2 separate regions of the Homo sapiens genome follow, and region 2 is linked to region 1. Evidence: chromatin loops called from intact Hi-C (ENCODE). Cell type or tissue: heart left ventricle. All regions are shown on one strand. Each heading gives the region's core, and the rest is flanking DNA. Links, peaks and the distances in the headings are about the cores only. Region 1 has its middle 45 kb from the start of NDUFB4. Region 2 has its middle 21 kb from the start of FSTL1.

Region 1 (16,363 bases), core at 7,746-11,745:
TTTGAGGTTCTTGTATTTGGATGTCTAGATCTCTAGCAAGGCCAGGAAGTTTTCCTCAATTATTCCCTCAAATAAGTTTTCCAAACTTTCAGATTTCTCTTCTTCCACAGGAACACCAATTATTCTTAGGTCTGGCTATTTAACATAATCCCAAATTTCTTGGAGGTTTCATTCACTTTTTTAAATTCTTTTTTCTTTGTCTGTTGGGTAAATTTGAAAGCCTTGTCTTCAAGCTGTGAAGTTCTTTCTTCTGCTTGTTCTAGTCTATTGTTGCAACTTTCCAGTACATTTTGTATTTCTCTAAGTGTATCTTTGATTTCTAGAAGTTGTGATTGGTTTTTTCTTTATGATATCTGTTTCTCTGGAGAATTTTTATCTATATCCTGTATTTAAAAAAAATTTTCTCTAAGTTGGTTTTCACCTTTCTCTGGTATTTCCTTGAGTAGCTTAATAATCAACCTGCTGAATTCTTTATTTGGCAATTCAGAGATTTCTTCTTGGTTTTGATCTCTTGCTGGGGAGCTAGTGTGATCTTTTGGGGGTGTTATAAAACCATGATTTGTCATACTACCAGAATTACTTTTCTGATTCCTTCTCATTTGGTTACACTATTTCCTAAAATTTTTCTTGGATTTATTTTTGAATGGATTGTGGTTTTCGTTTTTTGTTTTGTGGTTGTTGGTGAGAATTTGATTCTTGGTGCTTGTAGGGGTGAAGACTCTGTATGAGATCCTTAGTTAGAGAGAGTTTTTGTGTGCTGAATTTCCCCAATGCTGGTTGTAGTAATTATATTTTTGGTGTGTGGGCAAGTTCACTGTCTCCTATGGAGTTGGAATGGGAGGGATCTCCTGAAACTTATCTTGTTCTCTTGTGTTGTACACTTTATTTATTTATTTATTTAATTTTTTCCTGGTGTTTTATTTACTGAATTGATGATTCAGGCTTAAGGCCATCAGGGAGGTAACCCTGGCTATGCAACAGTTATGACTAAGGTGGGTAGGTAGATGTAATATCCAATGAAGGGCCAAGGTCCCAGCCTTGATGAGGGTGGCTGAGGGAGCTCTGAATTAGATGTACTGGGGTTTTATCAAGATGAAGAGTGGGAGTTACTTCAGTTCCCTTGCCAGGTCATCAAGAAAACTGTTCACCTCACAGCCTCACTCCTGTCTTGGTGTTTCAGCTATTCAGATTGGACAGGTACCTCTTTTCATCTGTAGGTAGGTAGGAATTGTGACTCATGTAGGCCTGAATCTGGAGTGTGGTCCTCCTGTGGGGCTGCACTCACTCTGGATTGTTCCAGAAATGCTGTCTATAGGTGCCTCCATGTTGCATTCCTGTTGGGGAAGCCTCAGCTGTGTCTGCAGTGGAGTGCCAGAGGGGAACAAGGACCTCTTCTCAAGGCCCTTCATGATCACAGAGGCCACCTGCCTGTTGGGGTATAGGTTCAGACTTGGGGTATAGGTACTGTACCCAGCACTGCAATTGTGTCTCTGCTGTGAGGAAATATCCACCAGTGGAAAAAACAAAAACTCAAGGCCTGCTGATTCTTTTGTCCCATGGGGTAGTCCCCTTGATGTGGTGCTTTCTCCTTTCCCCTAGGGAAGGGCCTTCCTGCGAACTGGACTGCAGTGATTGTTATTGTTCTTTTGGTTTTAGCCACCCAGTGGGGCCATCAGGCTCTGGGCTGGTGCCTGGGATTGTCTGCAGAGCCCTGTGATGAGCCATGAATACCAACACTTGTTCTAGTGGAGGTGGCAGGGGAGTGAAGTAGACTCTGTGAGAATCCTTGGTTGTAGATATGCTTAGTGTGCTGGCTTTGTGACGTGCTGGTTATGTATTTGTCACATGGACAGACTCAGGGCCTCTGGTTAGCCAGGAAAATGCAGGCAGTGGTATTAAGTGTCATTTTCTCCTTCCTGGGAGCAGGGTTGATCTGCTATGAGTTGCTGTAATGGCCTGAGTTGGTTGGCCTCTAGCCTGGAGGTGGCACTTTCAAGAGAGCACCCGCTGCAGTATTAGTGGGATTTGAGCTTGCCCTAAGTTGGCCAGGGGAGGTATTCTGGTTACCCACATAATGGGCGGGGCCATAAAGCCTCCAAGAGTTTATGTCTTTTGTGTTCAGCTACCAGGGCAGGTAGAGAAAAACCATCAGGTTGGGGCAGGATTAGGCGGGTCTTGACTCAGACTCTCCTTGGGCAGGGCTTGCTGCGGCCACTGTGGGGGATAAGGGTTGGTTCTCAGGCCAATGGGGTTATGTTCCAGAGGGGAGAATGGCTGCCTCTGCTTAGCAGTATTGCTTGCCAGGAAAGTTGGTGATAGCCGGTAGTGCAAGGCCTCACCCACCTCCCATGCAGTTGGTGAGGCCGGCTTTGCTGCCTCAGTGCCCCACTAACAGTGCCAAGTTCAGATCCAGGCAGCCTGTGCATGTGGAACTCAGACCTTTCCCCAGGCCATAAGCTACCCCACTGAGCAAGCAAGCTTGGCTTTCAGGCCTCACTCTTCCCCATCTACCCACAATGTCAGCTGCAGCTCCTGCCCTCATATCTGCAGCAGTTCCTATTTGCCCCCTGGATTCTGCTCAAAAAAGTTAGTTCCCAGTCCAAATTATGCCAAAATCCAGTCGGAAGCTTCTTACACCCTGTGACCTCTCCCTAATCCCACTGGCTGCCTTCCCTGAGGGCTCCTGTGAGATATAGTCAGAGATGGTGTCCCTGGGCTTGAGCAGGAGAATGGCAGTGCCTATAAGACTCTTCCTGCTGTTGCTTTTACTTTTATATTTGGCACAGCTCCCTACATCCATTCCAGCTCTAGGTAAGGTTAAATCTTTCTCCTGTGATCTGTATTTTCAGATTCCCTAGTGGGGATGTGTGTTCAGAGGCAGTTTTCCCCCCTAACAGTTTGGGAACTCACAGTTTTTTTGCCTGTCTCGTGGAATTTGCAGTGGCATGTCACTTATTTCAAAGAATCTGTGAATTCTTTCAGTTTTCCTGGTATAGTCCTGCGGTGGTTCTTAGAACAAAAGCTTGTGGTGTGAGTCTCCACACGCTGTTCTGTACATCCCAATGGAAGCTGCATGTTAGCTCTGTCTCCTATCTGCCATCTTCCCCATCGCTCACTACTGAATTATTGCTGGTTTTTTGTTGTTGTTGTTATGCCAGCTAGGCTCATTCTAACTTATTGAGTTGATTCCCCTTCTCTTTGGTCTTGCTGTCTTAGTCCATTTTTTGTTGCTTAGAATACCTGAAACTGGGTAATTTATAAAGGAAAGAAATGTATTTCTTACAGTTATGGAGGCTGAGAATTCCAAGGTAAAGGATGAGGAAATTCTTGCTAGTGGAGATTCTCTGCAGAGCCCCAAGATGGTGCAGGGCATCACGTGGTGAGGGAGCTGAGCATGGTAGGTTAGGTCTCTCTTCTGTTGCTTATAAAGCCACTAATGCCACACCCATGACAATCTATTTACTCACTAATCCATGAGTGGATTAATCCATTGATGAAGGCAGAACCCTCATGATCCAGCTACCTCTTAAAGGCTCTACTTCTCAATACTGCCACATTAGAGATTAGGTTTCAACATGAGATTTGGAGAGGACAAACAATCAAACCATAGCACTTGCACTGCATCTGCTCTGCACTCTTTTAGCCCTGGATCAATCCTAGAACCCGCCTTCCTGCCCGCTATACTCAGGATGATGTGCCGGACTGGAAAAAATTCATCCAACTGTGTGGGCTGGTGGTCTTTTACTTGTTAAATATCTCTACATAGCTCCTCCCCCATTCTTCACAGAAGTGCCTGTTAATGTTTGTATTGCTCCTCAAGACCCTTACTACCATCCTCTCACTCTTTCAGAAAATGTCTTTACTGCCTGCTTCTCAGAGAAAATGTAGCTACTAAGCAGCTTCTTACTGCTCACCTGTAGATGTGTCTATTCATGTGTCTTCCCTCTTGTTTTAAATAAACAGACATCCTTTCTCTCCTCCTGTCAAAGAGATATTGTTTCCAGCTGTCTTGGCACATGCCTGTAGTCACAGTTACTTGGAGGGCTGAGGTGGGAGGATTCCTTGAGCCCAGGAGTTCAAAACCAGCCTGGGCCACCTAGTGAGACACCATCTTAAAAATCATCTGTTACGATTAATTTTAGGTGTCGACTGTACTAAAGGATACCTAGGTGCTGGTAAAGCATTATTTCTGGGTGTGTTGGTGAGGGTGTTTCCAGAGGAAATTGGTGGAGTTGGTGGACTGAGTGGAGCAGATCTGCTCTCAATGTGAACAGGCACCATCCAATCAGCTGGGGTCCCAGATAGAAAAAAAGGTAGAGGAAAAGGCAAATTCACTTTCTCTCTCAGAGCTGGGACACTCTTCTTTTGCTACCAGATATCAGACCTCCAGGTTTTCTGGCCTTTGGACTCTGAGACTTGCACGAGTGGCTCCCTGGGTTCTCAGGCCTTCAGCCTCAAATTGAGAGTTACATCATTGGCTTCCCTGGTTCTGAGGCTTTTGGACTTGGACTGAGCCATGCTACCAGCATCCCAGGGTCTCCAGCTTGCAGACTGCAAATTACGGAACTTCTCACCTCCATAATCATGTGAGCCAATTATCCCAATAAATTGCATCTTATCTATCTATCTATCTATCTATCTATCTATCTATCTATCTATCTACCTATCTATCATCTGTCTATCTTTATCATGACTCCCGGGTTAATGACACACCTGCGACACAGCCTCAGGAGGTCCTGAGGACATGTGCCCAAGGTGGTCAGGGTACAGCTTGCTTTTATACATTTCAGGGAGCCATGAGACATCAATCAATATGTGTAAAATATACATTGTTTCTGTCTGCTAAGGTGGGACAGCTCGGGCTTCCAGGTCAGAAGTAGAAAAGAGAAAAAGGTTGAATTCTTTTCAGCCTTCTACTGAATACACAACTTACTCTGGCTCAGTGAATCTGCATTTTCACATAAACAACAGGGCAGAGGAAGCAATCAGATATGCATCAGTAAACTATCGCAAGAACAAAAAACCAAACACCGCATAGCTGCCATGGATGCAGCTGGAGGATAATGGCCTCCAGCTGCATCCATGTTTCTGCAAAGGATATAAGTTAGTTCTTTTTTATGGCTGTGCAGTATTCCATAGTCTATATGTACCAGATTTTACTTATCCAATCCACTGTTGATGGGCATCTAGGCTGATTCCTTGCCTTTGCTATTGTGAATAGTGCTGCAATGAACATATGAATTCAGGTGTCTTTTTGGTAGAATGATTTATTTTCCTTTGAGTATATACCAAGTAATGGGACTACTGGGTCAAATGGTAGTTCCAAATTGTTTGAGAAATCTCCAAACTGCTTTCCACAGCAGCTGAACTAAGTTTCATTCCCACCAACAATGTATATAAGTGTTTCCTTTTCTCCACAGTTTCATTAGCATCTGTTATTTTTTGACTTTTTAATAATAGGCATTCTGAATTGTGTGATATGGTGTCTCATTGTGGTTTTAATTTGCATTTCTCTGATGATTAGTGATGATGAGCATTTTTTGGTATTTGTTGGCAGCATGTATGTCTTCTTTTGAGACGTGGCTGTTCATTCATTTGCCCATTTTAAATTGGATTATTTGGTTTTTGTTTGTTGATTTGTGTAAGTGCCTTGTAGATTTTGGATATTAGACCTTTGTCAGGTGCATAATTTGTAAATATTTTCTCCCATTCTGTAGATTGTCTGTTTACTCTTTTAATTTATTTTGCTGTGCAGAAGCTCTTTAGTTTAATTCTATTCCAATTGTCAATTGTTGTTATGATTGCAGTTGCTTTTGGGAACTTAGCTATAATTTTTTTTGCCAAAGCTGATGTCAAAAAGACTTTCCTAGGTTTTCTTCTAGGAGTTTTATAGTTTGAGGTCTTACATTCAAATCTTTAGTCCATCTTGAGTTAATTATTGTACCGAGTTAAAGGTAGGGCTCCAGTTTTATTCTTCGGCATACACCTAGCCAGTTATCCTAGCACCATTTATTGAACAAGGGTATCCTTTCCCCATTGTTTTTGTTGACTTTGTCAAAGGTCAGATGGTTGTAGTTGTGCAGCTTTATTTCTGGGTTCTCTCTTCTGTTCCATTGGTCTGTGTCTGTTTTTGTACAAGTACTATGCTGCTTTGGTTACTGCAGCCTTCTAGTATAGTTTGAAGATAATTCTTTTTTTGTTTGTTTGTTTTTTTGAGATGGAGTCTTGCTCTGTCACCCAGGCTGGAGTGCAATGGCGCGATCTTGGCTCACTGCAACTTCTGCCTCCCTGGTTCAAGCAATTCTCATGCCTCAGCCTCCTGAATAGCTGGGATTACAGTGCCTGCCACCACTCCCAGCTAGTTTTTGTATTTTTAGTAGAAACTGAATGTCACCATGTTGGTCAGGCTGGTCTCGAACTCCTCACCTCAGGTGATCCACCTGCCTCGGTGTCCCAAAGTGCTGGGATTAAAGGCGTGAGCCACCATGCCCGGCCTGAAGATAATTCTTAATAAACGTATTCAATTAACCAGCTTATCACTCCATCTCTAACCAGTCTATAAAAGTGGAAGTCACTGTACATTGAAAAACAAACAAAAAACCCAGGCCAGGTGCAGTGGCTCACACCTGTAATCCTAGCATTTTGGGAAGCCGAGGTGGGAGGATCGCTTGAGCACAGGAGTTTGAGACTAACCTGGGCAACATAGAGAGACCCCTGTTTCTACAAAAAATTTAAAAAGAAAATTTTCCAGGTATGGTGGCATGCACCTGTGGTCTCAGATGCTCAGGAAGCTGAGGTGGGAGCATCACTGGAGCCCGGGAGGTGGAAGCTGCAGTGAGCTGTGATGGTGCCACTGCATTACAGCCTGGAGGAAAAATAAACAACAACACAAATACCCTGAAGCCTGCATTATCTCCTCCAAACCATATGAGGTACTGTCAAAATTTGCATGGTCTCCAACTTGATCTATACTGGTACATTGCCTCCCAGGGTGGGTGGGTGGGGGTTAGTGGGGAGATGGAGTGAGGCAGAAACCTGCTTTACCAAACTGAGATAAGAATCAGGAAAACTATCCCAGCTGTCGATGCTGGTGCAGAGCAAGAAAGGAGTCTAACACTGTCTCAGCCCTCATTTCTAACATTAATTTTGGCAGGACATGGAAGCAACAGTGGAAAGCCTCCCTCTCCATTAATTTGGAGCTAAGAAAAAGAAAAGGTCATCTTCTGAGTTGAACTAGTAAAACTCACATGCAATGGATGTGATTAGTCACCTTTTGGAGTAAAGCTAGAGAATATCTGAAATGGTTGGACCTCAGAAGACTGCAATCAAGGCAAATGATTTGGGTGTAATCAGAGGAAGGCAGGTCCAGAATATGAACTTCATTTAATAGAAGGCATTTAATTAATTGTGTTGTAAGGTGTTGGTGTGGGGGAAGGTTGGACAGAAAGGGAATTGGTCAGCTTCGGCTATGGAAATCCCAAGGAATCATAACTAGGCAGTGTCCAATCAAGCATGTTGTAGAGGAGAGACCCTGTCCTCTGTGCCCTTATGGTTGCTGGAGAAGTTGCTCTACTTGGGGACAGTAGTGCCTCTTCTCTCCTCAGCACTCTGGGTGCCCTTTGTACAGCACCTAGGTTGATTCCTGGTCTTTGTTATTATGAATAATGCTGCAATGAACATAATGAGTACAAGTGCCTTGTTCACCTGTCGCTGGTTTTCCAGGCATTCTGATCCTAGGACAGGCTGCCCTGGATGGTGGACATAAGCTTTTCAGTCCCTGGGAAGAAATGTCCCCCACTGTGAGTTTATCAGTTGGTCATGAGGTTAGACTCATGGATTTGATTAACTTGAGTGACCTCAGATTCTGAAAACTTCTGAGATCTTGACGAGGGTAAATTGTGGAATTTGGAAAGTGGTCAGTTCCCATGAGACCTTGTGGTTGGCAGCATAGCCTTCTCTCAGAACATGCTGATCTCATCATCAGTCTCTTTCTGCCTTCAACAGACACTATCTACTTAGGTCAATGACTGTCAACCCTATCAGACTCAAAAGCCTATTTTTAAATGAATGTTTTATTATGTTCTCTTTACTATTCTGAAAAGAAATTCACAAGTAGGCCAAGGCAGGAGAATCACTTGAGTCCAAGAGTTTGAGGCTGCAGTAAGCTATGATCTTGCCACTGCAAGATCCAGCCTGGGTGACAGAGTGAGACTCTATCTTTAAAAAAAAGAAATTCACAGTAATACAACCTCCTACTCATATATTTTTTTAAAAAAGTCATTATTAAAAAACTGGTAAAGAGAAATACTTTGTAATAAAATTGTATGTATTAGCAAATTCTAATGTTGGGGATGACTCATTGGAAGACCTAACGAAGTAGTTGCTTTGAGATCAGAGTGAAGGTGGCGGAGGCAAGTGTAGATAGAGACAGGTGTGCTGGCAACTCAAATACCAAGAGTAATGTTGCTGTCAGTGAAGTGTGTTTCTGAAATTGTGACTACTGTTGGTAGAGTTCCAAACCAAAGTACAGTCTTACTTGCTTTAAAAATGCAGAGAGGGCCAATCACGGTGGCTCATGCCTGTAATCCCAACACTTTGGGAGGCTGAGGCAAGTGGATCACTTGAGGTCAGGAGTTCAAGACCAGCCTGGGCAACATGGTGAAACCCCATCTCTATGAAAAATACAAAAATTAGCTGGGCGCGGTGGCTCATGTCTGTAATCCCAGCACTTTGGGAGGCCGAGGCGGGTGGATCACTTGAGGTCAGGAGTTCGAGACCAGCCTGGGCAACATGGTGAAACCCCGTCTCTACTAAAAATACAAAAGTTAGCCGGGCATGATGGTGTGCGCCTGTAGTCTCAGCTACTCTGGAGGTTGAGGCATGAGAATTGCTTGAACCCGGGAGGCGGAGGTTGCAGTAAGCCAACATCGCACCATTGCACTCCAGCCTGGGTAACAGAGCAAGACAGTCTCAAAAAAAAAAAAAAAAAAAAAATGCAGAGAGAGCATGTATGGAAAATTCAGTGTACATTAAAACTTTGCAAAGGTAATCTGTGTTTCTAAGTAAAATGGAATTCCATTTCATACCCAGATAATTATAAACAGGTTTTTCACACAAATGTTCAGTGTGACTTCTGAAGGTTTTATAGGGCACAAGAATATTTCTTGGTTGTTGTACCTGTGCTGCACATGACTGGATAGCTAGCATCCTTGGTTCCCTCTCAGCAAATGCCACCAGTACTATTCCAATAATTCTGACAGCCAAAAATGTCCGTTCAAGTGTCTGATACATCCCCTAGGTGGTGGTACCACTGCTGTTGAGAGACACTGAATTAAGTGAACAGGAATCAAAATGAGGGTCCAATAATGCAAATATGCTATTTCCCACAGCACAATCATTCCATGGCCTGGCATGATGGAAAACCCTGGGTAGCAGAAAGAAGGCAAAGGCTGCATGAGAATGGGGCCAAGTGTTAGGTCTAGAGGGGGAAGCAACATTCCAGGCATGACAATATGTCAGAACTTAGGAGGGGAAACCAGGATAACACTTCACCTCTGGGACTTTGGCCAGCGTATGAGTGGGGCCAACATAGAAAGAACTGTGGCTCTGGGCCACATGGATACCCAGGTTTGTCCTCGGTGCCTGAGATCCCAGATCTGGCTGAAAAGGAAGGATTAGGGGTCAGTGCAGGAGCCTGGAAGCATTGGCTTTCTTCCTAAAATTTGAGTCTAGGGATATGACTTATTTCCAGATTCCTTATGCACAGCCCCACTCAGAAATGCCCCGATGTCTTGTATGAACTTAAGTCTTCTCAAGTAGTAGCAGCAGAGAAGAAAGCAGAGGCCAGAGAGACAACAGCCTCCATTTATCAGTACCAAGCATGTGACTGAAAAGGGGATGCCTATACCACACCATCTGATTTTCTTACATCAGAGTATTCTTTGTCCTCATTTTAACAGAAACGAATCAACTCATTATTCAAACAAAAACATGTGCTCAAAAGAACAAGGGTTGAATGGTGTTAGCAACCATGCCTCACTCCACCCCTGTCCAACTCTGTTGGTTTCCTCTGGATGGACACAAAACAGCTGCTTGGAACTCAGATTTGGAGTTCATTTCCACAAGTAGGGTCATGAAGGTGTGGCCATCAATTGAGGCAATGCTTATACTGAATACCACAATTTACAAGGGTAAGTAGATAATTATGCTGAGAGCCCAGGCTGAGTCCAGGCACCACGATCCATGCTTTGTAACTCAGAAGCCAAAAAGCACTTCCATAAACCTGATATTCCCTGAAGACCATCTGAACAGGATGATGCCTCATCTCCTGTGCTTCTGATCCCAAAGCATATCCAAGACAACCGTCTAATCTCTGCTCAGGATTCAAACTACTTAATGTTTTTATTCCATTGAGCAGGCTCCTTTGTGGATACAGATCCTGCAAAACAATAATAAAAAAAGCTCTTATCTCAATTATGAGGTCCTATTACTTCATCTGTCCCACATTCACTATAGTAGATGGTCATGAGAAGAACAAGTTCAGCTTTATAGTCCTTAATGAAATCTATTAGCAAAATTGAGTTTAAAAAAAAGAGAGAAGCATTCTGTACATTAAGAAAGATTTTCCATTTTAGCATATGAAAAGAGGGAAGGAACTAAAGAAGAAATTATCTGCAATTACAGAACAATCAAGGAGATAGCTGACTTGTCTTCCCTCCCATTCCCATAAGCTTTGATTCAATCATGCTTAAGATATTGCAGAATTATACTCCTGAAGTCCCAAGTCATTGTGCTGGTCTCTCTGACATCTTCTGTCCCTCTACTCTTTCCCATTCTCTCCTGGGGTCTCCTATCTCCCTATGGACAGCTTTCTCCAAACCTGGCTCTGCCCCTACCTCTTGAGCACATGCCTGAGTAGATTTGAAGGCTACTTATCTTTTGGGTTTTTCCCTCAGTACCACAGAGCAACGATTTGATCCCCTGGTAGTTTAAGATCTGAGACACCACTAGAAGTTCCTCTGAACAAAGCATTCTATGAAAAGGAAGGGGATCTACATATATGCTAATATATTTATCTCTGCTTTTCTTCTGTGTCCTTTGGATTTTCTTCCTGTGTGTATCTCATTTTAATCAAGATATACTTCCCTGCCCAGAAACCCTTAATGGTTACCTATTGCCTAAAAAAATCAAGTCCAAGTTTGTCAGCATAGCATTCAAGATCCTCTGTGATTTGCCCCCTCACATGCATTTCCAACAAATCAACTCCTCTAGCCAGAGTGAGAGTCTGTATAATTCAGTGCTGAACGTGTAGCCTCTGCAGTCCAATCCCAGCACAGCCACTTGTGAGCTGTGTCCTCAGGTGAGTTGCTTAAACCTGTCTATGCCTCAGTTTCCTCAACTGTAAAGATGGAATAATAATAGTAGTAATTTGAGTTGTGTGCAAACCAAGAGAACTGATAAATGTTTGTGGGCTGAGAGCAGGGCCTGATCATAATGTATCAATGTACTACTCTCAACCCACTTGCACTTTTCTATCTTTGAACATTTTTTCACAGTTACCAATTTTTGAAATGCTCTTCCCTTCTCTCCACTCCTCTAAATACTTTCCATCCTTTAAAGTCCTGATCGAATTTTTCTTGCACAAACTTCCCTGAACTGTTCAATTTACAGTGTTCTTTTCTGTTTATTGTTCTTATGATCTATTCCACAAATTTTGCAAATAATCATTTGTTGCATCATGGAACTTTTTGTATTGCCACCTTGTATGTTAACTGGGAATGTAATTTTGCCTTGTCCCCTACCAACTGGCCTGTGAATTATTGGAAGCAAGGACTCAGGCCTGTCTTTGTATACCTGGTATATTGCCTTTCCAATAGTGGCTCAATAAATATCTGTTTATTTGACTTATTTGATTCACAGGTTGAATGCAAGATTGCCAGATGCCTTTGGAAGTGGTTAGCTAAAGGGAGACTAGAGGAGTTAGAAACATTGTTATTTGCTTGTAAAATATTTATGTTTCTATGTAAGATGTTCCATTTCCATCTTGGAAGCACTAGAACTGTCTGACTAGTGGAAATCCACCAGGATGAGATCAGGTGCTGTTTCTGGCCAGAGGGAGAGATTTGGCAGCCAGATGGGCTCTTAGAAGAGCAATTTAACCAGATGCAGAATGGCAGAGACAGAGTCCCCAGGGCTGGCTATGATACAAAGGGATCTCCTGAAGCGCAGTTGCTTCCACAAAGAAGTTTTGCAAATTCAGACCTTCCTTCCTTGCTGCTTAATTTTCCCCTGGGTGGAAACCTTTGGCATCCGAGAGGGCCAGGGCCAGGTAAGATAGGAGGAAGAGCTAGTGTGTTACTGGGCCAAAGACTTCTGGGTTCTAGTCCAGATTTTTTCAACAACTTCCTGGGTGGCCTTGGACCTTATGTCATCTCCCTAATCTTCAGTTCCCTCATCTATCATGAATGTGTTGGATCAATATGTAATCTCTACAGTCCCTGCTGACTCTCATACTCTATCACTCTAGGATTTTTCTCATAGTGGAGTCATTAGTATCTACTATGCAGGAGACAGAGACCTCCTTTGCCTGGAATTAATATTCTTTCGGTTGGGGAGATGCAATCAGAACTCTGGCCAGTGGAGCTCAATTGAGTCAGTCCCTAGGGTGTGAGATGATCTCATTTTATGGGGAGTGACCCTGCTTACAACAACTTGGAATTCTTTACCTTCTCCACCACATCTGGGAAAGTAAGGACTTGGGATATAGGATAATGAAGAGAGGGCAGGGTAATAATGGGGCAAAGGACTTAAACTGGAGCCATATCTGATTATTTGGTCAATTGTCCTTGCCTCTAGATTATCACTGAGTGTTCCCTTTCTGTAGTCCCTGACTGAAGTCACAGTCATTAATGATGGTAGAAATCCAGGGAGATGAAGCAAGATTACACTGAGGCTTGGTGCCAAGTGTCTACAAGTGTCAGAGACCCCACCCAGGCCTTGGACTTGGCCTTATGGGTACATTCTCCAGGACCGCCCCCACCTCACCCTGCCAGAAAGTGCTCCTCCCCTGGAACCCGCCCCCACCCAGATGACCTTCGCAGCCTTCCTCAGGTGCTCCTGGCTGCTCTCTGCTCCTGCACCACCTCTCTCTGTCAACTTAAACCCATAGTAGCCCCTCCCACTAACTCTCCTCTACTCCCCCAGCTAAGACAGCAGGTCTGCCTTTTTAAACTCAGATCAGGCTACTGGGTGTGAGGTCCATGAGGCCATGGCCTTGTGTCTTTTGGTGCTTGTGAGCTTATCTTGGGCCTGGAAAATCATGCTGAGGAGGAAGATATTCCTGCTGCTGCCACCATGGAAAACAGTGCTGTGTTCCAGGAGCTGGGGAATAGTGTGGCAAGCAGATGACCCTTGTACAGCAGAACATTGATGACCTTCTGGAAGAGACCCAGAGATAAGGAGGGAACAGCTTGTGCGGAAAAGGGAGTCCTAGAAGCCAGTCCAAATATTGCAGATGGAATTCTTGTGAGTGAGGGCTTTCTACAAAACCGTTTGCCAAGACAGCTCACATGTTTGCAAGGCAAACATCTAGGCACAAGCTTACAAAATGAAACAGGCAGCTCAATGGCAGGCCCTGGCATGTTGTCGGTGGGAGGCGGACAAGTGAGGACCATGGGCCTTTCACCTGTCCATTTCTCTCTAGCTGCTATGGGGGGCCTCTAATGCTGTATGAGTTCTTTGACTTTCCAATCTATTTAATAGAAGAGAACCTGGGAAGTTAGCTCATCCAAGTCATGCCTCTGTCTCTACACTGGATGTTACCTGCAGCATGTGATAACAAGACAGTTCTGTTCTTTCAATAAATGCCTCTAGAGGAAAGTGCCCACCTATTCTCTGTGACCCATTCTAGGGTTTAATCGCTGTGAAATCTTGAACAATAGGCCTCACATTGACCTTAAGATGCCCCCTCGGTAGTTTACTTTTATTCCATTTCCTATTGATTACAGGTGGGGAATAGCCACTGACCAAGGTTTTCACTTGAAAGGATGCTTTTAAATACTTGACCATAACAGGCCCCCTTAACCTACACTTATTTAGACCTAATAACTTTAGAAACATTTTATACACTTATTTACTTGATAATCTTTTCCAACTATTCTATAATCTCTGCTAGTGACCACAGCTGCTCTCCCCCCGACAGAGCTCCCCTCTCCTTTCTAGGCACCCCATCTCTTCCCTACCTAAGAAATTTTTCCATCTTCAATGCACCAACATTTGAGCAGCTGTATAAGCACAAAATACTTAATTTGGGAACAGTGTCTGTGGGAAGGAATGCTTTGTTAGTTTCCAAAGTAATGCAAAGCTTAATTTTAGAAAGTAATTTAACTTTTTTTTTTTTTTTTTTTTTGGTTCTGGAAGTCACAGAGATTATGGATTGCACTGCAGAGGCAGCCTGCCTCCTGATGATGCTAGCACTTTGTAGCACTGGGTTTTTCTGCAGCAGTTTCATTTTTGTTCTCATTCAGAGACACAGTGGGTCAGTTCAATAAAAACATTTACTCCCTGAGGTCAGGGCCTATGTCTTGTACAGCCTGTCTGTATGGCCAGGGCCTGACAAGGACAAGTAAGTGGGAAGTATTCTTAAATGTTGAATAGCATTGCATTGCCTATCTGCCTCCCACTCCCTACCTTGGTCTTAAACTTGGTCCAATCAGGTTCTGGAACTAGGAAAGAACAGCTATCAAGTATTGGGCAGGACAGGGACAGGCGGGATCGGATCATACCACTGCTACATTCCATGGCTCCAGGAGAAAGTTATGGTGACAAGATTGAAGAGTATCATGTCCTACCAGATCTGATATCAGTCTCTTCCTCTCAGGGACACACAGGACTAGGAGCTGAAACATAATAGGAATTGGGATAGGAATCTGAACCAATAGAGCCAGATAGATTTGGAGACAGGGACCATGAAATGCAGAAATTAGGGGGGTACATCACCACCACCATAGTAGCAATATTTAGGGCTGGAACTGAGATAGGCTCTTGATAAGTAGCACTGCCCCAGAGCCCTCTGTGGGCTCCAGGTGAAGCACCTTCTATCATTTGCTGGGGTGCCTTTTGACTGTCATGGCATGCTCTAGTGCCTTAACACCACGATTGGTGACATTCCCAATTCCCCAGAAATAAAATTTAAACTCTATTTTCCAAGGGTACACACACACACACACACACACACACACACACACAGTCTCTCTCACTCTCTCTTCCAACTGTGTTATAAGCAAAAGTCAGTTTGAGAGGAAGACAGTGATGAAGTCCCCAAGAGAAAATCACTGTGAGTAAAGATACTGTGGCAGAGTGGACCAGACTCAACCAGAGCACCTGAATCTTGGAGGACAAGAGGTTCCAGGCAGAGCGTGAGGCTGTCTCTGTAGTTCTCACCTGAAGTCCCTCAACCCCAAATCCTAAGAGTTCCAGTATGTTCTGGAAACGAGGGGGGTGGTCTCAATTAGAAAACAAAAATCAAAACGAAACAAAAACATGTAAACAGAGGTACGGTCATTCTGGAGTTGGTATCTTCTCTAAAAGACCTGGAAGACCCGTCCTGCTGGCCAGGGAGGAGCTGACCATTGGAGGTCAGGGGTTTGGGGGAGGTGGGCAAGAGCGGCGGCAGCCAAGGGGAAGAGGCAGCTGTAGGGTGGCACGGCAGCCCACTCCGAGAACAGAGACGGGGAAAAGGAAAGACATGACTGCACAGCCAAATGTGGCAGAGTTAGCCACTTTTGCAGTATGTTTTAAATTTTATTCAAAGTGTTATATTCTGCCAGATCTTGAAATATTTCAGAGCTCAGCCTGTGGGTGGGTTCAGCTCCATATATTTTTCATTAACATCTACTAGTAGGCCTAGGATAGTACAGAGAGAAAAGAAAGAACCACGCCAGAAACACAGATAACGAAAAAAAACCAGGCTGACAAAAAGATACATAGGGAAAGATACAGGGAGATGCTGAGAAAAGCCGTTTTCTAGGTGCGGAGGAACACAGAGTTCTAGGAAGCAATTTAGTCAAGAGATTCAGGAAAGCCTATTAAGACGGTGTCCTGCGAGACGCTAGTTGCTACCCCAGGTTAGAGATCAGGCGGTCCTGGATTAAGCCTCCCCGAACTGAAAACCGAACAGAAACCGCAAAGCTGCATTGTTTTGTTTGTCCCTTGGTTGGGCTCCGGGCAACCAGCGCGCTGGGGTTCTGACACACTGCCTGAGCGCCCCCTGCTGGCCACTGTGCAGAACTTCACCGTCTGGGCCCAAGGTGAAATCGAATTACGTAATTTCTCGAGCTTTGCACACCCCATTTTTACATTTTTA
Region 2 (16,363 bases), core at 6,271-10,270, 80 kb before region 1:
CTGAGCTTTGAGCCAAGAAACCACATGTTAGTATTGAGTGGCAGGGGCCAGGCACACACAGAAGAGGAAACTGGATTTCAGAGAGACACAGAGCAGAGGGGCAGAAATAAGCAGGGGGAGAGCCTGAGGGTCTTGGGAAAAGGCGAGTGGAGACTTGATTCTTGAGTTCCTGGTTCTGTCTTCAGAGGCCTGGTGCTGGTGTGAGGCCTAGTTCTTCTTTCTGCCTGCAAGTTCCATGAGATACCCTGATATCCTTCCAATAAATTCTTTTTTAAAAAATTTGCTGACAACAGCTTGAGTGGTTCTGGTCCTTATGAACAAGTAGGCTCTGATTAGACCCCTGGCCGGCCTGTGGTAATGGGTGTGCTGAGGCACGTGTGGGACTCAACGTGCATAAGCTGTGGCTGAGTAGCTTAGCTGAGAGTGTGTCTCAAAGACTGCCAGTGTCTACATCTCAATGGCGCGTGTGTGCCATAGAGTATAGGTGTTCACTGAAAGAATCACTCTCAACTGGACTTTATAGCCTTTAAAGGAATAAATATTCTGTATAGTAGGAACACAGATTCCTCAGTCCATACACTCAGATGTGCAGAAAAAAAAATAACCTTTTTTCCTTTTCTAGGACTAAACTTAAGTCCCATCTGCAGCCTCCCTTCTCCCTGGTAGCAGAATCTGGGTTTGCTCCCTGAGTTCAGTGTTTTCCTTCTTTTCCCCTGGGAGAATGTGGGGAGGATGGGCATCATCATGCGTGCACGCCTGCATCTACAAAGATGTCCCCTTCACTCTCTAGTCCTCCTCATCCTCACTGTGCAGCTTCTTCTGGCCCACCTGCTCCCTGGCTCCTGACCTGCTGTCTGGATACACAGGGACTTTCAGAGGCAGCCTCTGGCCTCTCTGCCCATACCCAGATCATTCCGGTGTCCACAGGGGTGGAGTCTTACCTCTTCCTGGGCTCAGATTTCCCAAACATGATTCTGAGAGTTCTTCTGTCCACCTTCTTCCCAGGCCTGAGTTTATGGGGGGAAAGTTACAGGGCCTTCTGCAAGTCATCAATGTGACTTTCTCTCCCTTCTCATGCAGCCCCAGAAGGGGGGACTGGATTGTAGACCCCCTGGAGATTCTTCTCAGTTATTGTTTCTGGTATAGTTTCATTTAAAACTTGTTTGTTTGTTTGTTTTTTGACAGCCTCGCTCTGTTGCCCTTTCTGGAGTACAGTGGCGAGATCTCGGCTCACTGCATCTTCACCTCCCAGGTTCAAGCGACTCTTCTCCTCAGCCTCCTGAGTAGCTGAGACTATAGGCTGTGCCACCACACGGGGCTAATGCTTGTATTTTTAGCAGAGACGTGGTTTTGCCATGTTGGCCAGGCTGGTCTCCAACTCCTGGCCTCAAGTGATCAGCTTCCCTTGGCCTCCCAAAGTGCTGAGATTACAGGTGTGAGCCATTGCACCTGGCCAAAACTTAGTTTTTTATGTTTATTAGAATATCTGCACAGAAATAGCATATTTTATTGTTTACTTTCAAAATATTAATGACTATAACTAACCAGAGAGACTTTCTATATTGCCCCTTTAGAAACATGGGATTCATAATTTACTGATGTATGGTATAACTTTATGCCATGAGTCTTTTGGGGAATTAGCTTTTGATATCTAAAAGTCAAGTTTTGGGATTTCAAAATGCTTTTCTCTTGCAAAGTCTATTTTAGAACCCAAAATCAAAGGGCTGACTTCTTTGATACCCATATTTTGTTGCAACAAACCTATTCTGAGGTAATGATGACTTAGGTCTAGGTCAAATGGAGACTGGTCAAGGGATACAATGAATTGTAGGAGACAGTAGTGTTCAGGGGGAGAACATGTTGGGTTATATTATCCCACTCTGTATAACAATGTGGTGCTCATGAATCTGGGGATTTAAATATGTCCTAGAGTTTTGCTTGCCAATGTCAAAGTTTTCCTCTATGGAGAGGTAACAGATTTTCCCTTGCCAAAGTTCTACAAGATGACATCTTGTGTACCTGAAACTTGAGTCAGCTGGGTCACCCTAAACAATTCAAATGCAGCTGGGGGTAGAAGGTGGCAAGCAAAGTCTCCAAGTCACTAAAAGAGGTTTCATGGAAGCTGTGCAACAGAGTTGACTCATGGATAAGCCCCTTAAACCTTCAAACAAAGCCTATTGATTTACATATGTGGGCACCTCGGTTATCAAGTTTCTGGGCTACGATGGGGTTGGAAAATGACAGAAGGATCTGGTTGTATATTGCAAAGAGTAAGAAAAGCTCCTGATAGCATGATAGCAGTGAGGGAGTCAGAAGTACAACAAAAATCAAGTAAAAACATTTTAAAAATTAATGCTGTCAAAGGACATTAGTGTAAATATAATGATTTAAATTTCTCATTTGTTCTTGTACCTAGTACTATAATCAATCATAGTGTTTTAAGTCTCAGTGGGAATTTAAAGAAATCTAACCCAATTATAAAATATGGGATTCATAATTTAACAATATGACATAAGAATAATAGTATGACATGATTTTATGTCCTGAGTCTTTTGGGACATTAGCTTTTGATAACTAAAAGCCACACTTTGGATCTCAACTCTTCCATTTTTTTTGCATAGACTGTAATGGCCTGATTTGTGTACATCCCACATCATACTTTCCTCACCCCACACAGTACCTCAGAGTATGACTGTATTTGGAGATTGGCCCTTTAAAGAGATGATTAAGTTAAAACAAGGCCATTAGAGTGCCCTAATCCAATTTAACTTGTGTCCTATTTGTAAGAAGAAATTTGGACACATAGAAAGACACCAGGAATGTGTGTCCATAGAGAACAGGCTATGTGAGGACACAGTGAGAAGGCGGCCGCATGCAAGCCGAGGACAGAGGCCTCAGAAGAAACCAAATATGCCAACACCTTGGTCTTGGGACTTCCAGCCTCCAGAGCTCTAAGAAAGTAAATTTCTGTTGTTTAAGCCACACAGTCTGTGATACTTTGTTAAGGTGTCCTAGCACGCAAATACAAAGACTACACTGAAGCCCAAATGATAAGAAACGGCTTCTTTGGTATGTGCATTCTGCAGTAGAAACCTACTTGAGGCTTTGTAATTTAGTACCAGGGCAGATGTGTAGCTTTTCCAAGGTCTCCAGGAAGACACAGAATTGAACCCAGTGCTCCTCACCCTGGGCAGGCAGCTTGGTGCAGCAGAAAGAACATAACGTTTTAGCTTCAAATCTAAGCCTTGCTGCGCAGAAGATGGGCTGCAGTCTGTAAATAACTTAACTTCTGTGAGCCTCAGTTTGTTCATTTACAAAATGCAGATGAGCTACAGAAATGACATGTGATGATATTCAGGTTACCTATGTAAAATACCTAGCTCAGGCCTGGCCCATACTGGAGAGGTAACAAATACAGTTCTATTATTGTTTCTGCTACACTGTGTCATAACCTTAAGCCATCAATAAAAGGTTAAATTGTGATTGGTATCCTCTGTCACAGAAGACAGGAGAGTATGTTATCTTTTAAATAGATTTTTAGCTTTATATGATAAGAGGCAAATATCTTGGTGGTTACAGGGATGAGTATTAGGTATTCAGAATGCTTGATTATCCGGAACTATTCCTCAAAGATTATCAATAGTTGAGATTACAGTGTCAACATTTTGTGTCCTCTGAACTGTTTTCAATTTCTATTCTCCTTTTTTAGTTTTTCATTCCAAGAACTCCAGTTCTCTCATAGATGCCCCATGGGAGTGGAGCTCCTCTCAATGACTTTCTTTTTTACTATTTTTTTTTCTGTATTTTCCAAAATGTTCATGATTAATAATGAATGCGTATTACTCTTACACCAAGAAAAGTCATCCTAGAATCTACTAAGAGGTCGGTGAAATTGGCTATTCGATCATTGCTGATCTTGATGGAAGGTGTTTGAGTGACAGTGATAGATGGCAGACTGCATGAGTGGAGGAGTGACTGGAAAGTGGGGGAGCAAAGCTATGTGTGGATGAGAATTTGAAAAGGGAGCTGGGTCTTTTGAAGCCTTTTTTAGGGTAGGAGAAGATGTGGGTGTATTTATAGGTGGGGAGGAAGTAGCTCTTGGAAGGGTGAGATTCAAAATAAAGACAAGAGAGCAAGGCCTGGGAAGAGGTATGAGGGATCAGGTTTGAGGCCCACGTAGGGGAAGGTTACCCCGGTACAGGAGGGCTGAAAGCTCTGCCTCTGGGACAGGCAAGAAGGAGGGAAGTTAGGGCCATGATAGTTAAGTTTAGAGGAAGAGGGGAGAGAAGTTAAGGAGTTGCTGTCTGACAGCATATTTTCTTTGGGAAAAATGATCTCAACTGCTGAGATTGAGGCAGACAACTGAAGAAAGGGCTTATGGAGAGAGTGTGGAGCTGTCAACATGAAGAATAAAAAAGAGTATTAAATGGGGATCAGTGAAATCATTGCCAGTTAGGGATGACGGTCAAGGTGGAGAGAAAATGGGGATAGAGAGAGAGCCGTGAGTTAATAAAGGTTTTTGAAGTGGGGAGCAGTGTCATGACAAAGGGATTTTAGGAAATTTTAAAAAGTGGTGGTATACCAGATGGTAGAAATTAGCTTTCTCACATTCTAGGGTGATTGGTAATGGCATGGAGGAGAGATGTCCAGCAGGGACCTTTTGAAGGAAGACCATCTGCACCTTTATAATAAGGAAGATGCCTGGAAGGCAGCAGGAGCTTCTTGGGACTCCTTTGCATTTTGTTGTTGCCGGTGTTGCCTAGGAAAGTTCTGCACCTTGGTGATAAAAACTGGTTCTGGTTTCCATTTTTCCCATACTTGTGAGCCGACCTCATAGTGTTACTTTGGAGACACCAGCACGAGCCAGCTGTCCCCCCTCCTCAGAGATCTGAGTTTCAGCTACGTGGGTCCCTCCTCTGAGTTCAGAGGCACCAGCAGTGACAAAGAGCCCCCAGCCTGGCTTCAGCTCAGCAGGGCCTCCCTTCTAAGCTTCTAGATCCAGATCATGCTGCCTCTTCCCTTAGTTCCCCTAGCCCTGGGAATGGTGGCTGCTTCTTGCAATTACATGTATTCACACTTTACCTGGATAGTCTTCCAATACCTGTTTAACCAGTTTCTTAAGTTAAATTCTTTCTGAAAAAAAATTAACTGGTTTGGCTTTTGTTTTGAGACAGGGTCTTGCTCTTGTTGCCCAGGTTGGAGTGAAGTGGCATGATCTCGGCTCTCTGCAACCTCTGCCTTCTGGACTCAAGCAGTCCTTTCACTTCTGCCTCCCATGTAGCTGGGACTACAGGTTGCACCATCATGCCCAATTAATCTTTGTATGTTTTGTAGAAACAGGGTTTTGCCATGTTGCCCAGGCTGGTCCTGAACTCCTGGGCTCAAGCAATCCCCCCGTCTCAGCCTCCCAAAGTGCTGGGATTAGAAGCATGAGCCACTGTGCCTGGCCTGTTTTCTTGATTAAACCCTTATTATTAGCGTCACTTAGTTTTCTAGGGCTGCCGGACCAAGTACTGGGTTACTTAAACAGTAGAAATTTATTGTGTAGCAGCTAGAAGCTTGAAATTATCAAGAGACATTGGAACCAGGGTGATTCCATCTTGAATAAGGGTTGAGTGAAAAGAGGGTGAGACCTGCTGGGCTGCATTCCCAAGATGTTACACATTCTTACAGGATGAGATAGAAGGTCAGTAGAACTGGTTTCACAAGATAAGTCACAAAGACACCGCTAATAAAACAGAATGTGGTAAAGAAGCCAGCCAAAGCCCACCAAAACCAAGATGGTGACAAAAATGACTTCTGGTTGTCCTCACTGCTCATTATATTATAATTATAATGCATTATCATGCTAAAAGACACTCACCAGCGCCATGACAGTTTACAAACGCCATGGTAATGTCTGGAAATTACCTTATATGGCCTAAAAAGGGAAGGAACCCTCAGCTCCAGGAACTCCCCACCCCTTTCCTGGAAAACTCATGAATAATCCATCCCTCGTTTAGCATATAATCAAGAGATAACCATAAGTGTACTCAGTCAAACAGCCCATGCCACTGCTTTGCCTATGGAGTGCCCATCCTTTTATTCCTTTACTTTGAATAATCTTGCTTTCACTTTACTCTGTTGGCTCACACTTGAATTCCTTCCTGCACAAAGCCAAGAACCCATGTGGCTCCCAGGCCGAACTCCAATTGTGAGGTCCACCCTGTGACAAAAATCACAGTATAAGCAGGGTTGGTTCCTTCTGAGGGCTGTGAGGGAGGAATCTGTTTCAGGCCTCCATCCTTGGCTTATAAATGGCAATCTTCTTCCTGTGTCTCCATGTTCCATTTCTACCTGTCTCCAAATTTCCCCTTTTCATAAGGACACCAGTCATATTAGATTAGTGCTCACCCAAAAAACCTCACTTCAACTAGATCACCTCTGGAAAGACCCTATGTCTAAATAAGATTACAGTTTGAGGTACTGGGGTTTAGGACTTTAACATATAAATATTGGGGAGTGAATGGGCATAATTCAATCCGTAACATCCACCTTCAGCCCGTAATGAACAGAAATTAGAGAAAACTGTGCTTAAATTAACCACTTCTAGGTTGGTGTACTTGGGCAAGTAGCTTAATCTCTCAAAGCCTCCATTTTAATCCTTTATAAAATGGATATGGTAATTCTTATTTCAAAGATTAGATAGTACTTTTTTTTAATTCCAAATTCTTCTCTTTCTCCTTTTTTATTTTCCAGGAGAAGGTAGAACACGTTGCTCCTCCTCTTGCCCTGCTCACTCTCTTATTCTTACTCTATTTAGATTAAAAAGAAAATAAAGTTTGTTTGCTCATAATTTACTTTGAGCCTTGACTGACAAGGGCTGTACTGATCTCTGGAAATCCATACCTCCACTCCCAGCTCTGCAACCTCTCATTCTAATTTAAGTGCTATCATCAGGGCTTCCTCCCTGCCTGCCTTTGCTCTGTAACTCATTTCTCTCTTCCCTTTGGCACAACCCAGGCGTGGGCTCTATTAGAAACACCTCTTTGCCAAGCAAATCCTGGCCAAGTTTCTCATTGCTAACTGCACTCCTGCCTCTCCATGGAGAGTGCTTTTCCACACACCACGTTGTTTAGAAAGCCTTGTTCCTGGAAGCTGACAAGCTGTGAGTTGCTTAAAATGTAGTAATTTACCTGTGAATAACAAAACTAAATATAGTCATGCAATATACAGTATTTGGAAACAGAAGAGCATTGTTTAAACAAGATTTTGAATAGTTCCCTCCTTAGGAATATGGTAAATGGCCTCAGCAAAATCTGTATTTTATATTTTGAAAAGAAATAGGATTTTTTCTCAAATTTTAATGTGAATAGGAATTACCTGGGCATCTTGTTAAATGCAGCTTCTGATTCAAAAGTTCTGGGGTAGAGCAAAAGATTGGTCTGTGCATCTAAAATTTTCCCAGGTGATGTTGCTATATCTGCCCACCAACAACACTTTGAATAGCAGAGCTTCAGAGATCATAGGACAGAGCTTCTCAATCCTGACTACACATTAGAATCATCGGGAGTTCTTTTAACAAATATCAATGCCTGGTTTCCAACATCCAGAGGTTCTGATTTAATTAATCTGTGATCTGAGTCTTACACTCAGGTTACTGTCTTTTTTTAAAGTGATTCTAATATGCAGCCCAGGTGGAGAATCATTGCTCTAGTCCATTGCTCTTTAACTTTAATATGTATAGAATAGCCTGAGGATCTTGTTAAAATGCATACCCTGATTCAATAGCTCTGGGCCAGAGCCCAAGATTCTGCATTTTTAAAATGCTTTTAGGTCATACTCAGGCTGCTGGTTAACGGACCACATTTTTGAGTAGGAATGGTCTAATTCGGCATTTCTCAACCTTGACACTATTGACATTTGGGGCCAGATAATTCTTTGTTGTAGAGGGGCTGTTCTGTGCATGCGCTGGCCTCAACCCACCTAGATGCCAGTAGTAACCTCCTACTACCACCACCACATGAGATAACCAAATATGTCTCCAGACATTGTCAGATATCCCCAGGGTGAGGGGTGCAAAATCACTACTATCACCACCAACGTCACCTGCTGTGCTGGCTTGATTCATCCTTCTCATTTTACTGGAAATAGGTCCAAAAAGTCCAGTGTTACAATGTCTCCATCTTTAAAGATCTCAGAACCTCTAGGTATTTGAAAGCTGACAGATTACAAAGCTGACAGCTGCCTTAACAGGGTGTGGTAGATAGAAGAATGCACCCCCCACCCCCAGAGAGATATCTATATCCATGTTCTAATTTCCCAAACCTGTGAATGTGTTACTTTACATGGCAAAAGATGCTTTGCAGATATGACTAAGTAAAGGATCTTGAGATGGGAAAATTATTCTGGATTATCCAGATTGGCCCAAGGGTCCTCATAAGAGGGAGACAGGGTGTCTGAATAAGAGGAAGAGAAGTGACAAAGCAGAGGTCAGAGAACTAGTGATTAGAAGATGCTATGCTGTTAGTTTTGAAGATGGTGGGAGGGGCCACAAGCCGAAGAATGCAGGCAGCTTCTAGGAGCTGAAAAGGTCAGGGAATGGATCCTCCCGTAGAGCCTCCAGAAGAAATACAGCCCTGATGACACATTGGTTATAGCCCAGTGAAACCCATTTCTGTAAGAGAATAAATTTATGTGTTAAGTCAATAAGTATGTGGTAAATTGCCACTGCAGCAATAAATTTACACATAGGGGAATGTGATAAGAAGATAAACGATCTTATGTTGTGGGGAAGCAGAAGTAAGGTTGTACTTGGGTAGAATAGAATATAGGGAATGGGAAGGTGATTAAGGCAACTGAACAGACCCTGAGTTGAAAGGGAGAACTGATAATGCTGTTCAAAATTAAGAGTAATGAATGGAAAATTCCATGGGGACCAAGGCAGGACTAGTCGGAGCAGATGGGCAAGGTGGGAAGATTATGTGGGAGAGCATTGGCTGCATGTGTGGGGCCAGAGAGCATCAGTGTACTGCTTCCATGTTGCGGCCCAACATGCTTGGACAGGGCTTTGTGGTCCTTGGTGTTTGCTGCCTCTTAGAATAATCTGAGAGGAGTGTAAAACTCCTGCAGCTCAGGCTGCACCCGTACCAACAAAGTCAGAATCTCTGGGGACATAGTCATTTTTAAAACTTTGTGTGATTCTAATGTGAAGCCACATTTGAGAACCAGTGCTTAAGAAGGTAAACAGTGAGGGACAGACCAATAAATGCATGAACTCAAATTAACTTGTTTCTAGAATAACGGTTCTTTGGCACTTTTGAGGTGGCTACTTTCTTGCAGGGAGTGATGAAGGTGGGAAACCTGGTACCACCTGATGTAGCTGCAGGTGTTGGAGTGAGGATGAGCCCCAGGTTGTATGTAGTGGTGTCCAACGACAAGGCAGGGGGCCCCTCAGCAGTAGGGCAGGGGAATGGGGAAGAGAAGCTGGGAATATTGGAGGCCAGGGCTGAGAATGAGGCTACTTATCTAAATCTTGTCACCCAGAAAAATGTGAGGAATTCATACATGTGCTGGACTGAGGTCAACATCAAGGAAGAAGGGGGAAAGTCTCCAGAAAGCCATGAACCACCATATCCTTTAGCTGATTAACTTTCACTGGTAGTTCAGGGTGTATCTTAGATATGCCTCTTTCAGGAAGCCTTTTCTAACCCGCAAGCCTGAGTTAGATCCTCCCTTTTGAAGCCTTTTCAAATAGCCTGAACTCTATTCACTAGATGCCAGTAGCACTCCCCAATTTGTGACAACCAAAGATGTCTCCAGACTTTGTCAGGTGTTTCCTGGGGACAAGATCACTACCGGTTGAGAACCACTGGTCTAGAGTAATATAACGTGTGCACATCAGACACGGTCAGTTCTGTAGAGTCAAGTAAGGGTTCCTTCTTGTTGCCTCAGGACCTTATTTTTCTTTCATTCTCTTTCTCCAACTCAGACACTCACTTGGGGGTTGGAAGTTAATGATGTGGCTTCTACAGAAGCAGTGATTATGTCTATGCTGCTTTTTTTTTTTTAAAGTCATATTCTCAGTCCTGTAGAACTGGGACTCTTTCCATGGCTTATTCCATGCAGGGAAAAATGCCTCCTTCCTGAGTGGGAGCCCCTCCCTGAGGTGCACCACAGCTCCTGTAAAATCTTGAGGATGTGGGGAGTAGCTTGGACCCTTCAGAGAGGGTTGGTTTGCTTAGTGGTGGGATGGTTCTGAGGAACCATCTCATAGCTGGTACAAGTGCCAAATAAGAGACTTCTTCTGAATCTCCACACATTAACCCTTTTATTTTGTGCTTGGAAAATATGTGCTGAGCTAACCACACAACAATAGCTCCAGACAGGCCAATGAGTGATGTTTCTCAAGATAGATTTAATCAAATGCTGCACATAATTTGAAGTCTTAAAATGAATTCCTTCTGCTTTCCAGTCTATGGGAGCATGATAAATAAAGCCATGAGAGGAACTCAGAGCGGGTGAATGTATGTCATCCCATAACAATGCTGGGAGAATGTTTGGAAATCCTCCCTTCAGGGTTCAAGTTGGGATGCAGGAAAGGCTGGTTTCTCTCCCTATATCCCTTCCTGAATCTCCCAGAATATCTGCCATGCCTAGAAAAACCTTCTTTAGTTCATTGTGAACAAGAAAGGCAGCTCATCTAAGAAAACATTGCCTCTTCTGTGTTTAGGGTACTCAGCATCTCATTTTTCACTATGCCTCATGATGAAATACTCATTATAATATGAAAGGGGCCACAGTTTGAAAGTAGGAAACATGGAAGGGGCTGGTGGTCCCTAGGAAGGTGATGAAAGTGAGTAAATGTGCACTTGATCCTGTCATCACTGAACATTTATGGGGCTTCCACCATGTTCCAGACTCTGTGCTAAGTACAGGAGATGTAGGTAAAAAAGATAAAGTTTGGAATTACCAGTTGGTGGAAGGAGGCAAAAAAGTAAATAGCTGACTGCCAGCCAGAGTGAGAAGCTTAATGACAAGTAAGGGGTGCTGTGGGAACACATAGGGGTAACCTCAGTGAGATGGGGTCAGGGAGCATGTCCCAAAGGAAGTATCTTATAAGCAGATGAAAGCTATCCAGGTGAAGGACCTGGATGATGGGATGGGTGGGAATGGGAATTTCTGGCTAAGGGCAATTTAGAAGCCCAGAGGGAAGAGAGAAGCCATGAACAGGAAGCAATTTAGTCTGGCTGGAGTAGACAAGGTCAAGTGGGATGTGCATGGCGGAATCCATGTAAGGAAGGTGGCTGTTTCGTTTCATGAAGACCAGGAGCCAGCTTGAGGCCAGGTCCGGGAACACAGATATCCCCACCATTGAAGCCCACCTTAGCCTCTGCAAGAAATCCCCTGGGCTTTCTGCTGGCTCCAAATCCCGGGATCAGAAAGAAGATGCAAATCAGGATCAGTAAGAAGCTAAGAGGCCTACAGTGAGGTTTTGTGTCTTGGCAGGTGGTGGAGTTGAATTTCCTGAACTCTCTGTGTGGGCATAGATGTGTTTAGTCACACTGTGGCTTGAGGGCTGATTTGAACCTACCTCAAGCAGGTGCTCTGTGGGAATAGTTAGGTGGGGGTTGGCAGGATAACTCATTTTATTAAACAAAAAAAAAAGGCCGGGGGGTGGGGCTTCTTCCTATCAAAACAGGGGAAGGAATGAATAAATTATTGATGCTAATTAGAGATAGGCAATGACAAACCTGGAGTTTCTGCCAATCATCAGCATATAAGTGGATAGTGCCAGCCTAAAGGTGCAGACTCAGGATGCCCCACCTTGATGCCAGGTGTCACCAGCTCTTCTCCAGTGTGGCTGAGCCCATGATCTCACTAGGCCCCTGAAGAGATCCCCACTCGGCACTCTAAGGTCAGACTGGGCCACCTTCCTGAGGTGCGCCTGCTCCTGCACAGCTGGGTCTCACACAGGCCTGCTCTCCATTCCTCAGGATCCCACCTGTCATCCACTGCACAGGACTCCTAATAGAATTCCATCAAATTTCAGAGCCAGATGGAGCTTGCGGAGTGTATTATTCAAGTTCTTCATTTAACAGCTGAGGAAACACAATTTACAGCTGAAAGCATTGGTAGAAGCCATTATCTGCTATGCGGGCTGAGTCACAGAGGAAGCCAGGCAGCAGCAAGAGAGGCCATGAAGCAGAGAGATGCTCAGAAAGGAGCAGAGAAGAGCAATTGTGAAAGACGATCCCCAGGTTGCCTGGATCCATTTGCTTTTGTTTTCGTTTTTGCTTTTGTTTTTTGATACAGGGTCTCACTCTGTCACCCAGGCTGGAGTGCAGTGGTGTAATTATAGCTCAATGCAGATTTGACCTCCCAGGTTTAAGCCATCTCCTGCCTCAGCCTTCTGAGTAGCTGGGGCTACATGTGCATGCCATTACACCCAGCTAATTTTGTTTATTTTTTGTAGAGACAGGGTCTCACTATGTTGCCCAGGCTCATCTCAAACTCCTGGGTTCAAGTCATCCTCCCACCTCAGCCTCCCAAAGTGCTGGGATTACAAGGGATCCATTTTTTTTTGAGGTCCAGCTGCATCCTTGACCTCAGGCTCTATCAGACTCCCCTGTACACTATTTACAAATTCCCTTTTTTGCTTAGGAGGTAGCTAAAGTCAGTTGCTGTTACTTGTATACCAGTTACTTAACAGATACAATGAATTAGAATTCAGGCATGTAAAGACACCTGTAAGAGAAAGGGTGGCTCTCAAGCTGAAATTGTGAGCATTGGTGTATTAGTTTCCGTTGGCTGCTGTAAAAAATGACCACAAATGGGGTGGTTAAAAAATGGAAGTTTACTCTTTCACAGTTCTGGAGGCCAGAAGTCTGCAATCCGTATCACCAGGCCTGAATCAGGATGTCAGCAGGGCTGTGCTCCCTTCAGGTCATTCTCCTTTCAGAAGCTGGAGGGGGACCAGCCTGACCAACATGGAGAAACCTCGTGTCTACTAAAAATACAAAATTAGCTGGGCATGGTGGTGCATGCCTGTAATCCCAGCTACTCAGGAGGCTGAGGCAGGAGAATTGCCTGAACCTGGGAGGCAGAAGTTGTGGTGAGCCGAGATCGTGCCATTGCACTCCAGCCTGGGCAACAAGAGAGAAACTCTGTCTCCAAAAAAAAAAAAAAGAAGAAGAAACTCGAGGGGGCAATTTGTTCCTTGCCCCTTCCAGCCTCTGGTGGCTGCTGCCATCCCTTTGCTTGTGACTGTATCACTCTAATCTCTGCCTCTGTGTTCATGCTGCCTTCTCATCTTCTGTCTGTGGCTCTAATAAAAAGGGTTTAATCAAGAAAACATGCCAGGCACAGTGGCTTACACTTGTAATCCTAGCACTTTGGGAGGCTGAGACAGGAGGATTGCTTGAGCCCAGGAATTCAAGATCAGCCTGGGCAACGTGGCAAAACCCGTGCATGGTGGTGCAAACTGTAGTCCCAGCTACACGGGAGGCAGAAGTGGGAGGATTGCTTGAGTCCAGAAGGCAAAGATTGCAGAGAGCCGAGATCACGCCAATTCACTCCAACCTTGGCAACAAGAGAAAGACCCTGTCTCAAAACAAAATAAAACAAAACAAAAGCCACACTAGTTATTTTTTCAGAAATAACTTAAGAAAGTGGTTAAACAGGTATTGGAAGACTGTCCAGGTAAAGTGTGAAAACGTAATTGCAAGAAGCAGCCACCATTCCTAGGGCTAGGGGAAATAAGGGAAGAGGCAGCGTGATCTGGATCTAGAAGCTTAGAAGAGAGGCCCTGCTGAGCTGAAGCCAGGCTGGGGGCTCTTTGTCACTGCTGGTGCCTCTGAACTCAGAGGAGGGACCCACGTAGCTGAAACTCAGATCTCTGAGGAGGGGGGACAGCTGGCTAGTGCTGGTGTCTCCAAGGGAACACTATGAGGTCGGCTCACAAGTATGGAAAAGATGGAAACCAGAACCAGTTTTTATCAACAAGGTGAAGAACTTTCCTAGGCAACACTGGCAACAACAAAAAGCAAAGCAGTCCTGAGAAGCTCCTGCTGCCTTCCAGGCATCTCCCTTATTACAAAGGTACAGATGGTCGTCCTTCAAAAGGTCCCTGCTGGACATCTCTCCTCCAAGCCATTACCAATCACCCTAGAATGTGAGAAAGCTGATTTCTACCATCTGGTATATACCACCACTTTTTAAAATTGCCTCCCCTTCTCTCTTAGAGGGACACTTGTGTTGCATTTAGGACCATATGGATAATCCAGGATAATCTTCCCATTCATCTCAAGGTCTTTGATGTAATCACACCTGCAAAGACCTTTTTTTCGTCCAACAAGGTAACATTCACAGGTTCTAGGATAAGAATGTAGACATATTTTGGGGGGCCATTATTCAGGCTACCGCTATTGAGATATTTAAAAAGCAAAGTTTCAATTAAAAAGTGGGTTAGCTGTTAGTGGAAGAATAAAAAGTTAGAACCAGTAAGTGGGTCAAATAAAAGGCAGTCGGAACTAAAGAACACAAGGATTTGGCTCTCAAGGTTAGTAGATCCGCTTGGAAGAGGTGGGTTCATCAGGTTATCATGGTCCACCAGCCACGATCACTCAGCTAGCATCTCTTGTTCTGATTTCATGAAAATTTCTGATGATTTGGCTGCTTATATAGATTCACTTACAGTGACAGAATATGCTGATCTGTACATCAAAGTATCTAGTTTATTAAATCATTTTATTATTACAAATTTAGAAATCAGAATTCTGGTTTTCTGTTCATTCATTTCTACAAGTTTGAGTGACACATATTAGGATCTGAGATGAGGACTGTCCATCCTACAAGTTCAGAAATATAATTTTCTGGCACGCTAATAGTGAATCCATTCACTGTTGAAGGGGGAAATCAAACTGAGTTTTATTCTCTTGGTCATGATTCCAAATTCCTAATGAAGATGTCTAATGGGCCAAACTCAAACCAATTTCCCATCCTGGAACAATCAACTGTGGCTAGGGAATGATAGGGAATGAGGCCCCTTTGAATGTACTGCTTTTATTTAAGATTTATTTGGGAGGGATGGGCCAGTTTCCTTATAAGTTGGAGAATATGGCAAGCAAATCTGCAGTCTGTGTTATAATTGAACTTTCAGAAAGCATTCGACTTCCAAGTGTCACTCATACCTCTACTAAATCTTCTTCATAATCTTGTATTTGTGTGTGTCTTCAGGACTCATAAAACGGTAACTTAAACTAGTTAACATAAAACGGTCTGTTAACATAAGTTATGTTAACATAAAAAGTTAACATAAAATGGTAACTTAAAACTTAAAAAGCAACTTAAAAAGTTGCTCCTCCTTTCAACATATTCTTCTTGCTTCTATTAAATTAATCTTTTTTTCTTTTTTTTTTTCTTTTTTTTTTTTTTGAGACTGAGTGAGTCTTGCTCTTGCTGCCCAGGCTGGAGTGCAATGACACGATCTCGGCTCACTGCAAGCTCCTTGGGGGGCCTCCCGGGCTCAAGCAATTCTCCTGCTCCAGCCTCCCAAGTAGCTGGGGTTACAGACGCGCGCCACCATCACCACGTCCAGCTAATTTTTGTATTTTTAGTAGAGACAAGGTTTCACCATGTTGGCCAGGCTGGTCTTGAACTCCTGACCTCGTGATCTGCCTGCCTTGGCCTCCCAAAGTGCTGGGAATTACAGGCATGAGCCACTGTGCCTGGCACTAAATTAATCTTTATAAAATACCTTTGATTTATAATATATGATGACTATGACTATGACTTATATACAATCTCTACATTTTCTTTTCTTTTTTTTTTCTGAGACAGAGTCTCGCTCTGTCGCCCAGGCTGGAGTGCAGCGGCATGATCTCGGCTCACTGCAAGCTCCCGGGTTCATGCCATTCTCCTGCCTCAGCCTCCTGAGTAGCTGGGACTACAGGCGCCAGCCACCACACCTGGCTAATTTTGTTTTTGTATTTTTAGTAGAGATAGGGTTTCACCATATTAGCCAGGATGGTCTCCATCTCCTGACCTCATGATCCGCCCGCCTCAGCTTCCCAAAGTGCTGGGATTACAGGCGTGAGCCACCGCACCCAGCCTACCATCTCTATGTTTTCAGTCCTATATATGTATCTCCTGTATTTCATTATTTAATATTTATTCTTTAAATTGATTCACTATATAATCAAGTATATTAATTTAAAAAATAAGTTCTCTATCATAAATGGAAAAAAGATATTATTTTTTTTTTCTTTTGAGATGGGGTCTCACTCTGTCACCCAGGCTGGAGTGTATGCCACCACACCCAGCTACTTTTGTATTTTTAGGAGAGACAGGGTTTCACCATGTTGGCCAGGCTGGTCTCAAACTC

The links. A loop is a pair of places that touch in the nucleus more often than their neighbours do. Peaks named below come from ENCODE experiments on the same cell type or tissue, not always from the same donor. Only the 100,000 strongest peaks of a DNase experiment are listed, where the experiment ranks them.
Region 2: a loop joins it to region 1, with 4 times the contacts of the local background. A loop is called at or near these places in 5 of 110 quality-filtered maps.

The regions. Positions count from the first base shown.
Region 1 is chr3:120,542,810-120,559,172 of GRCh38, forward strand. No RefSeq gene overlaps it. Among named protein-coding and RNA genes, the nearest start is that of NDUFB4, 45 kb to the right of the region's middle. In heart left ventricle, for the core only: no CTCF peak of the experiment used is centred there; no DNase peak of the experiment used is centred there; H3K27ac peaks cover 2,949 bases.
Region 2 is chr3:120,464,037-120,480,399 of GRCh38, forward strand. No RefSeq gene overlaps it. Among named protein-coding and RNA genes, the nearest start is that of FSTL1, 21 kb to the left of the region's middle. RefSeq lists an enhancer at 5,772-6,693. In heart left ventricle, for the core only: no CTCF peak of the experiment used is centred there; no DNase peak of the experiment used is centred there; H3K27ac peaks cover 896 bases.